3 separate regions of the Homo sapiens genome follow, and all the other regions are linked to region 3. Evidence: chromatin contacts called from ENCODE Hi-C or POLR2A ChIA-PET data. All regions are on one chromosome and are shown on one strand. The core of a region is the stretch at or near the end of the contact, and the rest is flanking DNA. Distances in the headings are between cores, read along the strand shown. Region 1 overlaps GGTA1 (glycoprotein alpha-galactosyltransferase 1 (inactive)). Region 2 overlaps LOC107987016 (a long non-coding RNA gene). Region 3 overlaps GSN (gelsolin).

Region 1 (4,079 bases), core at 1,393-3,892, 180 kb after region 3:
TCTCTCTTTTATCTCAATGGATCATCACAATCACCTGTGAAGTGGTAGGACAGGGCCCTTCACTATTTTCAAAGGTCAACATACAGAGGCTCTGAGAGTCTCAGTGACTCATTCGAGGTCACCAGCTGGGACCTCTTTTCGTTGGAGCCAATGCTGTTCTTCCTACCCAGGCGCCTCCAGGGAACACTACTGATCAGATGAATAAGGCTCCTGGCTGGTCAGCCACAGCTTGGCAGAGAGTGTGCAAACCTGGAAGGCAGACAATTCAATTTCTAGAAAATTCAAACACGGCCCTCCTCCTTCCCTGACACACTTTCATCCTCAAACTCTCAAAACAAAGGAGCACACATTTAGGGTCATTCCTTAATTGAAAGCCAGAGAACCGTAGCAAATGAGCCTCGGGCTGGAGTCCTGCTGATCAAAGCTGTCCAGAGGCTGCCCAGGTAAGAGCTTGGTACCGTGTCCAGCCCCGAGTTGATTAATCTCATCATTACAGCCCGAACAGCCCATGGATCTATCAGATAACAGCCAGCATTCAGTATCTGTCCATCTTCCACATCCTGAGTTGGAGAATTATAGGGCCTCACTGTTGTAGAGGCAGCTGCAGACCAAATGTAAAGAGCCCTGGCTTCATGTCCCAGGTCACTTCCTGCTGGGAAACTTGAAGGTCACGATCTCCAACCTGCTTACCTCTGTGGAGGTGTGAGGATTAAGTGTTCTTGGCAAAGAATGCTACAGACACAAAGGTTGCAAGTTGTTGCTATTCATTTAATCCTAAACATGTTTAGAGAGGTAGAAAAAGTCCTACTTGACGATGCTTGCAAATAAGAGAGCAATTTGGTTGGCTTCCTGATCTGTGTAAAGGGGATAATCATAATCCCCACCTCTCAGGGTGGTTGAGGGGCTGCAGAACGTGGTGGTTATGAGCATAGACTTGGGCTCATTGTGCCTATTGGGTGCAATGTTCACTATTTGGGTGACGGATACACTAAAAGCCCAGACCTCACCACTATGCAGTATATCCATGTAACAAAACTGCATTTGTACCCACTGAATCTATTAAAAAATTGTAAAAAGGGTTAAAATAGTAAATTTCATGTTATGTATATTTTATGACAATTAAAAAAAGAAAACATTCTGGCCAGAACTAGATTCACATGGCAACAGTGGTGAACACCAGGCAAGGAGATTGTGGGAGAGTCATCTGTTTTTCCCTTCTACCTCTGCATTTTTCTTTTTTTTTTGAGACGGAGTCTCGCTCTGTCGCCCAGGCTGAAGTAGCTGGGATTACAGGTGCCCACTACCATGCCCAGCTAATTTTTGTATTTTTAGTAGAGACGGGGTTTCACCATGTTGGTCAGGCTGGTCTCGAACTCCTGACCTCAGGTGATCCACCTGCCTCAGCCTCCCAAAGTACTGGGATTATAGGTCCCGCCGCTGTCTACATTTTTCAAATGTTCTACAATGAGAACATATTACTTTTGTAACCAGACAGAAAGTTATTTAAGTAAATAAATCTGGTGGTTCTCTGACACTGACAGTCTGAAATAATTCATTGTTGCTATTATGTAAATGTGAGCGATACTTTCCTTATTTAATACAAGGAACTAAGTTCAAGGATGCCAACTGAAGTACACACCAAGCTGCTCAGTCAAAATAAATGACACGCAGAGTGATCCTCCTCTCTAAGACTAGCTGTTCTTGTCTATATTTAAGGCAACTTAAAACAAAACCAGAACCAAAATAAACCCTCTAATGAGCCTCCCCAGAAGCCGTCTGGCTTGGAAAAGCTCAAACACAAACTAAAGAGAAACAGAGAGCTACAGAAAAGCAAGGAACAGCCAGTGTTTCTCCAGGACATTAACTCACTGCCCCTGGGAAAGTGACTCTGTCTGTGAATTTCTGTTCCTTCTGCTTCTGGAAAATAGTCCGGTGTAGAATGGAATTTGGAATCTGGAAGAGGCTCATGATTTGTATTCATTGCAAATCCATTTTCCCACCCCAGATAAATGCTGAACAAATCTTAAAAGAATACGAGTTCGAAGGGCAGCCAACGGGTCTGCCTGCCAGGGTGTCCTTGGTCCCAGGCCACATGGGCCTACCTTCTCTGGCTCCCTTGCCCTCTGCTCAGTGCTGGCTACAAGGCAGGCAGACAGAATGGAGCCTCCAGGAAAACCGTGAGGAGCTGGGACAATCCCCCGAGAGTCCCCCACCCCACTGGCTATGTGACAGAGTCCCCAGGCAGCCTCCTTCAGAACTTCAGTATCCCGTCCTAACTAGTGAACGAACAGGATTTTGCAAGGTTGTTGTGAAGGTTAAGTGTTGTCACGTGTAAAGTGTCTAGCATTATATTCCTTTGAAATACGTGTCTTCCTGAGTTGATGGGATAGAGGGAGTTGCCAAAATGTAGTCAGTGCTGAGTGGATGGCGGTGTATAGGAAAGCAGTGGGGTGAAGACAAGGTTCCCCAAACCTGGGACTCAGGCCGGGCTCTGGAGAAAAATGGGAGACAACCAGCAGCCCACTCCCGCTCAGTGCTAGCATCCACGCTGATTAGCACACACAAAGACCTTTGGTGGATGTCTGTATGGGATCAGCAGAGCAGGGCCTTGGGCTTTATTTTACACATGAAGATACAGAGGCTCAAAGAAGGAGGGAAGTGGGGAAGGTCCCCTCCCCTCTGCACCCACATACACCCACTTCCTCAGATCACATCTGTGGAACATGGGGAAGTGGACTGAGGAACAGCTTGGGTTTCTGCTAGCTCACCCATTCTAAGATTATATAATCTCAAAACAACAACACCACCACCACCAAAAACCCATTTGTGATTCCTGCGCACACCATGAACTAGGATAGATTCTTGCATTCTCTAGGCCTCGGTTTCCACATCCACAAAACAAAGGTTTAGGTGGAAACTTCTAGGCTCTTTTCCCCTCTGATAATTGTATTCCAGTAAGGAAGGCTCTGCTTCCATGCCCTTTGCCCTTCACCTAAAACTCCACTTGAGTCCAGGCTCACAAACAGGAAATGTGACAGAGGCTGATGAGTGGCCCATTTCTCTGCTGCAAGGGCTATCTGACAGGAGAACAGTGTTTTTGAACTTTACAGCTGAAGCCAGAACTCCATGCCCCAAGACCTTTCTCAGTGTGGGAGGAGGACACTGTTGCTATCTGGCTGGACCACCTACACCACGCCCACGTGGGTCTATTCGTAGGAGGTCCGCAGTGCACAATGAACAGGTTCCCAGTCTCAGGAGGTCCCCTGGTGATTGGGGATGGTGGACCCCAGGTGGTGTGCAGAGAGCACTAAGACAGCAGTCAGGACTCCTGGGCTCCAGTCTGGACCCAGTGAGCCTAGGGAAGGCCCCACAACCCTCTGGGCCAGGGTTTCCCATCTGTTGGGTGAGGGGGCTGCACACGGGGCTGGCTCCCTGCTCTCTGTGAGGTTGTTTTGTGCGGGTGGCACGCTGCTGTGATGAAGGGCACCATCTCATTGCCTGTGTCTCAGTCCCAAGTCTCTCCCATACCATGTGGCCCTACAAATGTCTTAATCTTTTTGTGCCTCAGTTTCCTCCCTTGTAAAACTAGAAAGATAACAATCCCTACCACCTGGCTTTTCTAGCTGCATAAAAGGCAGGGCTTTTATAAAGTGGCTAGAATATGTCCAGCATGAGTAAAAACAAATGGCCAGTACACATGAGCTATAATTGTCTCATTATTTGTTTAATCTGGTGTCTGGATGACTTTCCTTTCCCGGTTTGCCCATCTGCAGAAGAGGTGAGCAGAACTCAGGTACCCCTATTTGCTCTTCGGACCAGGTCCACACCACACGTCTCAGAAAACGAATCTGAAGACCAGCCTGAGCCACCCACAGCCAGGAAAGAAAACTCTGGGGGAAGAGACAGGAAATCCTCGATGCTGCCCCAAAGCAGATGGATTTGGGGGTTGGCTCTTGCCCCAGGTTGTCGGGCACACAGAGAAGGCCACCAGCTGCACCCAGATTCACTAGCAAAGGAAGAGTCCTCAGCCCATTCCCAGTTTGCCCCAGAGGGGACGACTTTTCAGAGAGGACAGCAGT
Region 2 (4,142 bases), core at 1,592-4,091, 220 kb after region 3:
GACTCTGTCTCAAAAAAACAAAAATAATAAAAGTAAACACTTTTTTTCAAGACAGGATCTTACTCTGTTGTCCAGGATGGAGTACAGTGATGCAGTCTCAGCTCACTGCAGCCTCCACCTCCTGGGCTCAAGCCATCTTCCCACCTCAGTCTCCTGAGTAGCTGGGACCACAGGTGTGCCCCGGCATGTACCAGCTGGGACCACAGGTGTGCACTGGCTAATTTTTTAATATTTTGTAGAGATGGGTCTTGCCATGTTGCTATGCATTCCAGGCTGGTCTTGAATTCCTAGGCTCAAATGATCCTCCATCTCAGCCTCCCAAAGTGCTGGTGATGGCAGTGGTGGCCTGTCTAGAGAAACCGCTGTCGTGACACTGGCTACAGTGGGTGAGGTGCGGCCGGCGCTGCATACTCCATGGAGCCAGTGGGGGCTGGGGGCTGGGGGCTGGGAGCAGACAGGAGCCCCACCCTTCCAGGCGCAGCGGCAGCTGCCCAATCCGTGGCTGTGGACCCAGGCATTTCTGTACTCTCGGGGGCCTGGGAAGACACCCCCTTCCCCCGCAGGCTTGGAAGTTCCTGCTCCCGTTGCCTGGCCTCTCCTTGATCTTGGAGTGAGGTTGGGGCTGAGCCCAGGCGCTGTCACAGCCCGGCCGGGTGTGGGTACACTTGGTGCAGTGCTGACACACAAGCCGCCTGCCACCTCAGCCCCTTCCAGACTTTGAACACCGATGAGCAGGGGAGGGAGGCCAAGGAGGAGCTGAGGGTTCGTACCCTTCCTCGGAGGGAAGGAAGTGTGCACCAATTGGTCCATGAGCGGCCATGAGTGGGCCTAGAAAAAGCACCACAAGTTCCCACTCCTTTCCATGGGACTGGCAGCCCAGCCCCCAGGCTTCAGGCCCTCCCTGGCTTGAAGGTGGGGCCTCACCAGGGACCTGCCTTCTCCCACCCAGGAGCCTGTCTGCCTCCTGCTGCCATTCATGGCGCCCAGTCTGTTCATGCCAAGGGGCCTGTAATCCTAACACTTTGGGAGGCTGAGACGGGCAGGTCACCTGAGGTCAGGAGTTTGAGACCAGCCTGGCCAACATGGTGAAACCCGGTCTCTACCAAAAATACAAAAAATTAGCCAGGCATGGTGGTGGGCACCTGTAACCCCAGCTACTCAGGAGGCTGAGGCAGGAGAATCGCTTGAACCTGGGAGGTGGAGGTTGTAGTGAGCCGAGATTGTGCCACTGTACTCCAGCCTGAGCAACAAGAGTGAAACTCCGTCTCAAAAAAAAAAATTTTTTTTTAAATTTTCCTTTTCAAAAATTTATAATTTTGTTTAAAAAAGACCAAGGTCTCTGTCACCCAGGCTGGAATGCAATGGCGTGATCATAGCTTACTACAGCCTTGGATTTCTGGGCTCAAGAGATCTTCCTGCCTCAAGAAAATTTTTTTTAAACATTATTTTTCTTTTCAAGAATTTATACCTTTTTTTTAAAAAAAAAACCAAGGTCTCACTCTGTCACTCAGATTGGAGTGCAATGGTGTAATCACAGCTCACTGCAGCCTCAAACTCCTGGGCGCAAGGAATCCTCCCTCCTCAGCTTCCCAAGTAGCTAGAACCCCAGCCACATACCACCACACCCACCATGTCCAACTAAGTTTTTATTTTTTGTAGAGATAGGACCTTGCTATATTGCCCAGGCTGTTCTCAAATTCCTGGCCTCAAGTGATCCTCCCACCTTGGCCTCCCAAAGTGCTAGGATTACAGGCATGAGCTACCTGCTGGTAGATCACTTCTGGTTGCTGTTATCTGTAAACTAAGAGGTTTCTGCCCTGGAGGCATTTGCAGTCTGGAGGGGGAGATAGAGGGTAAACCTGTAATCCTGTCTGTAAGTAAATGCTACAAATTGCAAGAGGTGCTGAGAGGTGCCACAAGAAAGTCTCCAGGGGAACCTTGAGGCAGAGAGAGGGTCTTGGCTGGCAGCAGTGACTGCTCAGTGGGTGTCTGCAGAAGGTTCAGGCAGAGAGGAAGGGTGGAGGGGCCAACATTGAGAAGCCAGGAAGCCTCAGACTTTCCAACTCCCTGGCCAGAGCATGGCCCTCTGGCCTTTATATTATCCCTGTTCAGTCATTCTCACCCTTAGCTTCATTTGACAACTCTGCTGCATCCACTTGGGTGGTTGAGTTGGAGCCATTTTCACCAGGCAGATGCTGTCTGGGCTGGATGACTGTCCTCCTCTCTGAATAAAGTTGCTTGGGCCTGGTTGGTGATTCTAGGAGAAGAAACCTACAAACAGTGTTCTGATCACAGGTCCTGCTGCCACCAGCCTCAAGAAAGGTAAGTGATGATCAGAGCCAGAGTCCTGTTTGCTGCTAGATATCCTTGTGTGTGTGAATCACTCTCCTTGATCGCACACCCTGTGTGATAAGCATTATTATCCCCATTTTACAGACAAGAAAACTGAGGCAGCTAGAAAGGGCAGCAATTCAGACTCAAGTGTCCTAACTTTAGGTCTGAGCTCCACCCCCAACACTCCCACCAAGGTCACCAATGCTGACCCAATGTGACAAAGCCATGCGTCCTGTGGCCTCAGCTGCCGGCATCTGTCCCAGATGTACACACAGATGCTGTTGGTGATTTAATGGCAGGCCCATTGGAAATTTGGCTTGGAGCCTCCATTGTCTCTGCATTTTGTAACCTGGTCCTGGGCAGGGGGCTGGCGGTGGAGGCCACTTTTCGTGGGAACTCAGGCAAGGAGGAAGTGTGAATCGTCAGACCGGGACCCAGGCCAGGAGAGTGAGAAGAAAGCTGGGGCCTTTGCCAAGGCCCAGGGCCCTCGGGAGCTTCCAGCTGGATGGGGCCTTGTGGGCTGAGCCAGATGTGAACCAGGAACGGCACAGAGTTGCTGGCGACTCATTGACTGCAGGGGAGAGAGACAATGAGTAAGCTGACATGACGGTCCAGAGGGTGGAGTTGCCATCCAGGCACACAGGGGCCTCCCTTCACCCAGGAGAGCAGCTGATCCATTTTGAGGGAGCAGAGAGGAATCTTAGAGGAGGGACTCCTAGTGTGTCCTGACACCCAAGAGATGAACAAAGATGGACTGGGGGAGAAGGGAGAATGGCCTTTCTGGTGGAGGAAACAGCAGGAATAAAGGGCATATCAATGAGGAAATGTCTAACCCATTTGGGGAGCTTCTTTTTATTTTTTTAATTTTTGAGACAGGGTCTTGTTCTGTCTCCTAGGCTGGAGTGCAATGGCACAATCTTGGCTTACTGCAGCCTCAACCTCCTGGGCTCAGATGATCCTCCTACCTCAGCCTCCTGAGTAGCTGTGACTATAGGCTTGTGCTACCATGCCCGGATTTTTTTTTTTTTTTTTTAAGATGGAGTCTCGGCCGGGCATGGTGGCTCATGCCTGTAATCCCAGCACTTTGGGAGGCTGAGGAGGGCAGATCACGAGGTCAGGAGTTTGAGACCAGCCTGGCCAACATGGGGAAACCCCGTCTCTACTAAAGATACAAAAAAATTAGCTGGGCGTGGTGTTGCACATCTGTAATCCCAGCTACTTGGGAGGCTGGGGCAGGAGAATCACTTGAACCCAGGAGGTAGAGGTTGCAGTGAGCTGAGATCATGCCATTGCACTCCAGCCTGGGCGACAGGGCGAGACTCCATCTTAAAAAAAAAAAAAAATGGAGTGTCACTTTGTCACCCAGGCTAGAGTGCAGTGGCACAGTCTTGGCTCACTGCAACCTCCACCTCTTGAGTTCAAGCGATTCTGCTGCCTCAGCCACCCGAGTAGCTGGGATTATCGGCTCGCACCACCACACTCAGCCAATTTTTGTATTTTTAGTAGAGACAGGGTTTCACCATGTTAGCCAGGCTGGTCTCAAACTCCTGACCTCAAGTGATCCACCTGCCTAAGCCTCCCAAAGTTCTGGGATTACAGATGTGAGCCATCGTGCCCAGCCTAATTTTTTTATTTTTTGTAGATACAGGGTCTCACCATGTTGCCCAGTCTGGTCTCGAACTCCTGGGCTCAAGCAATCCTTCTGCCTCAGCCCCCAAGTGCTGGGATTACAGGCGTGAGCTAACGTGCCCAGCCTAGGGAGTTTCATGTAGTCCAGTCTGTCCCAAATTTTACATGTGGAAAACAAT
Region 3 (3,786 bases), core at 1,259-3,758:
CTCTGGTTCCTTATCTTAAAATGGGGAGAAGAAAATTCCCCATAAGTTCATAGTGTTGTCTTCCTAGCCCCAACAGTGAGGAGTGGGCCAGAGGTGAAAATCCAGTTCTTCTTGCAGGCCCTGGGGGGCTTTGGCCTAGTCCTGTTCTGGTACCCCTTAATTCTTAAGGCCTTGCCAACAGAGGGCCCCGTGTTAAGTATTTAATAGGGCATTGTTAGTCACATCCCTCTTTCTGTTCACTAGAATCCCCTTTGAACTTGAACTCTTCAGAGTCTGGATCAAGACAGAGCTCTTTTCCCAAGCTCCTAGCCAGGTGGGGCAGAGCAAGGCCAAACTGGGAGCTCCAAGAGGCTGCACCCTAATATGCTGGTGACTTCCTGCAAGCCACTTGACCTCCTTGAGCCTCCCTTTCCTCTCTGGTTACCTGAGAGCCAGTTGTACCTGCCCTACAGGGCTGGGAGAGGATTTGGTGTGGGGGTGGCTGGGAAATGCCTTGCGTGGGGCTTGGCCATCTGGAAGGGCTATGGAAACACTGTAGTTTTACAAAGCTGGGGTTTTCCTTGGTCAGGATAGAGAAGGGGATCACAGGCTTTCACAGCCAGGTGGGCCTTAATGTCAGAGTCCAAATCTCATTTTACCAGGGGAGAAGGGGAACTGAGACACAGAAAGTCTTAAGCAATTGGCCCAGAGTCACACAGCGAATTGGTGCCAGACCCAGGACTAGAACCCAGATGTTCTGACTCTTAGCATTCTTTCCACTAAACCAACATACCTCTAATGACCAGGGTCCTAGGGTAGGGTCCAAGCCTGTCTGTGCTGCTGATGTGCTGTGTGACCTTAGAGAAGTCACTGTTCCTCTCTGGACCTCAGGATCATCTATGTCAATGGAGTGGTGACCTTGTCTGCCCTGGTGAGGCATAAGAGATTGAATGATGGGAAAGTGCCAGTGAGACTCAGATAGCAATGGGCAGGGTGTGTCCTGGGAACTCACAGTCCAGGGCTGGGCAGGGCTGGGCTGGATTCCCTGGAGCCCCTTGTGCCCTTGCACTGAGCTCCTCCTGCTGAGGTGTCCAGCTCTGCCTTCTTCCCACAGCCCTTTCTGGGGCCTTGATACCTTGCAGAAGGAGAGGTGAGAAGTTTGGGAGCCAGTCCCCTGAGCTGGAGAAGGACCAGGTCTTTTTGCAACTTCTGGAGCAAGAAATGGAACGAACACTTGCCCAGGAATCACAGAGATTGGGATTCAGGTTGGAAGGCTACCTTCTGTAACTGCTGTGAGACTTTGGGCAAGTCTTGTATCTTTGGGCGGGTGTTCTCAATCATCCTCCATTCATCATTCATTCAGCAAATATTTACTGAGCCTCAATAACAGCAGCACCAGCTCATTGTTGCTACACTATGGCAGATATGGTACTGGGAATGTAGGTTATCTCGTTTCAGCCTCACAACTGTCCTGGGAGGTAAGTAATTCCCATTCCATTTTACAGATGAGACTGGAGGCTCAGAGAGGTCACATAACTATATTCAAACCAGGATTGTGTTCCCTTAACTCTGCCAGGCCCTGTGATGGGTGCTGGGGTGCCCAAGTGAAGAAGGTGGGTCCCTGCCCTTGAGAGTGTTCTGAGGAGTTGGGGAGACTGGCAGGCTCACGAAGAGTTAATCCATTGCCTCCAGGTGGGGTGATGTGGGATCCCAGGGAGTGCTCAGCTCTGAGAGGGGTTCAGGGATGAGATAGATGAGTAGGTGTTTGCTAATCTATCTTGTCCTAGTCACTGTTTCTTAGGGCATAACCTGACAGTCTAACATGGTTACAAATATGAGAGTTCTCATATACACAGAAAGGGTGATTTTCCAGGTCAGAGAATGTTGCAGAGCAGGTCATAGGCTCCCGGATTTTTAGGAATAAACAAGGATGATAATAACCCTTACCGTGTGTTAAGCCTTGACTACAAGATCTCATTTAATTCTCACTGTAGCCTTTAGGGTGGATGGTAATGCTCCATTTCATAGACGAGGAAGCTGAGGCTCAGAGGAGCAAACTAACTTGCCTAAGTTCACACAGCTAGTAAAAGGTGCTTGTCATTGAACACTTATCTATTACTTTCTGTGTGTCAGGGACTCTTCTGGGTGCTTTACTCATTTAACTCATTTTACCCTAACAGGTAGGGTATCTGTTAGCACCATTTTATAAATGAGGCTACTAAGGCACAGAGATGTTAAGCAACTTTTCCAAGGTCACACAGCTAGTAAGTGATTGGACTAGTGTGCAAACCCAGGTGTGAAGGGCCTAGCACAGACCTGGTTCAGAGTAGACATTTGGAGGCTCCCTGATCTTTGATCCTCGCTCGGATATGGCCTGGGATCTACTTGGATAGCCAGGTTCCCCGGCCCCCCGATGATTTTCCAGGATGTTCTTGGATCACACTCGAGGAAAGCTCCAGCTGGGCCCAGATTTGGGGCTTCTGTCCTGAAAGGCGCTGGCTCCTGGTGTGAATGGGAGGCCCAGGGCTGGTCTTGTTTACCACCTTCTGTAAGTCCTCAGTCTGCCCCCGCACTTGGCAGGTCCAGCCCAAGGTTCTCGCCCCGGCGCCCTCATCAATTATAGATCCCGGAGGAGCAGGGCTTGTTATGCAAGACTTGTTCCTGTGAAAGCCTCTTCCTCTGAGCCAATTCTGTCCTCGGAGTGTGAGAAGGGGCAGGGAGGGGACAGCAAGCCACTAGAAAGGGCTGACATGGGGCTTGGCCCTCTTGTTCTATGACCCCCAAATCCTTAGATCACTGCCCTGCAAGAGAGTTCAGAATCCCTTGATTCCCCGCCCCTCCTCCTCCCACTCCGCAGACCCCCATTTTTGGACTGAATCCTGGAGACCCCGTGGGGCTGGGTTATTTGAAACCCATTGTTCAAATGGAATCTGGGCTAGGCAGAGACCTAGGAGCCCTTGGACCTGAGGAACACAATTGGGAACCCATAGAATCACTGGAACCTTTCTGTCCTCCCTCTCTCCTATTCCTTAGATAAGGAGCTCTGAGTTTAGAGGGTGGAGGGGCCCAAGCCTGATCAATTCATTTTTCTTTGTTTTAGAAACAGTTTAACTTTTGTTTTCATGTAAATCTTCATTGCTTCTTTTCCCCCTTCTTCTGACTACAAGAGCAATATAAGCTTATTGTAAAATGTCAAACATTACAGAAATATAGGTTCCAGAAAATAAAAGCCCTCCCAACATGATTCTCCCCTTGGAGATATATAGTGGCTAATTTCTTTCTGTCTCTCTGAACGTATATAGGTAGACAGACACATATATATGTAATCACTTTAATTTGGAAAATGGCTTTTAAAACAATTTATCCTGTAGAATTTTGTTCAAATAATTTGATGCCAATCTTGCTCACCTAATGATTAGACCACAGAAAGCAGCAATCAGTGCTAAAGATGATAGTCAAAAACAGGAAAAACTTCAAAAAACTTCTTTCCCCTGCCCTTGTAGATCCACTAATGTCTTCTAAGAGCTTGCTTTAATTTATTTTTGTTAATTAATCTTTCCAATTCTAATTCCCTAGACCAGTAAAATTAGAGGAGTTAATTAATCAGGCAGCTCATGGCTGCAATAATTCAACATCAAGAGTTATGTTATAAGGCCGGGTGCGGTGGCTCACACTTGTAATCCCAACACTTTGGGAGGCCGAGATGGGTGGATCATTTGAGGTCAGGAGTTCAAGACCTGCCTGGCCAACATGGTGAAACCCTGTCTCTACTAAAAATACAAAAATTAGCCGGGCGTGGTGGCGGGT

The links. Hi-C counts contacts between places; a loop is a spot of excess contacts on that map. ChIA-PET counts read pairs that join two places held with the same protein, here RNA polymerase II (POLR2A). Pooled maps may share reads with other maps.
Region 1: a map of ascending aorta shows a loop between it and region 3 (1.9-fold over the local background). The contact joins two enhancer-like sites. A Hi-C loop is called at or near these places in 2 of 168 maps with a recorded cell type or tissue (aorta and ascending aorta), 1 of 37 single-sample maps with no recorded cell type and 1 of 50 pooled maps. POLR2A ChIA-PET finds 5 or more read pairs at or near these places in 2 of 52 experiments (H1 and HepG2).
Region 2: a pooled map shows a loop between it and region 3 (3-fold over the local background). The contact joins two enhancer-like sites. A Hi-C loop is called at or near these places in 1 of 168 maps with a recorded cell type or tissue (cardiac septum) and 1 of 50 pooled maps. POLR2A ChIA-PET finds 5 or more read pairs at or near these places in 1 of 52 experiments (PC-9).

Annotation. Positions count from the first base shown.
Region 1 is chr9:121,483,134-121,487,212 of GRCh38, forward strand. All of the region lies in intron 1 of GGTA1 (glycoprotein alpha-galactosyltransferase 1 (inactive)), which reads right to left. Among named protein-coding and RNA genes, the nearest start is that of GGTA1, 15 kb to the right of the region's middle. Within about 2 kb of position 2,643, at least 8 of the 41 ENCODE cell types and tissues checked have a DNase peak (open chromatin) inside an H3K27ac peak, as active enhancers do; they include ascending aorta, where a contact is called at or near this core.
Region 2 is chr9:121,527,015-121,531,156 of GRCh38, forward strand. It overlaps LOC107987016 (a long non-coding RNA gene), which reads right to left. Exons shown (of 2, transcript XR_001746560.2): 2 at 1,634-2,905. Among named protein-coding and RNA genes, the nearest start is that of GGTA1, 29 kb to the left of the region's middle. Within about 2 kb of position 2,842, at least 12 of the 41 ENCODE cell types and tissues checked have a DNase peak (open chromatin) inside an H3K27ac peak, as active enhancers do.
Region 3 is chr9:121,303,268-121,307,053 of GRCh38, forward strand. All of the region lies in intron 4 of GSN (gelsolin), which reads left to right. Among named protein-coding and RNA genes, the nearest start is that of GSN-AS1, 20 kb to the left of the region's middle. Within about 2 kb of position 2,509, at least 13 of the 41 ENCODE cell types and tissues checked have a DNase peak (open chromatin) inside an H3K27ac peak, as active enhancers do; they include ascending aorta, where a contact is called at or near this core.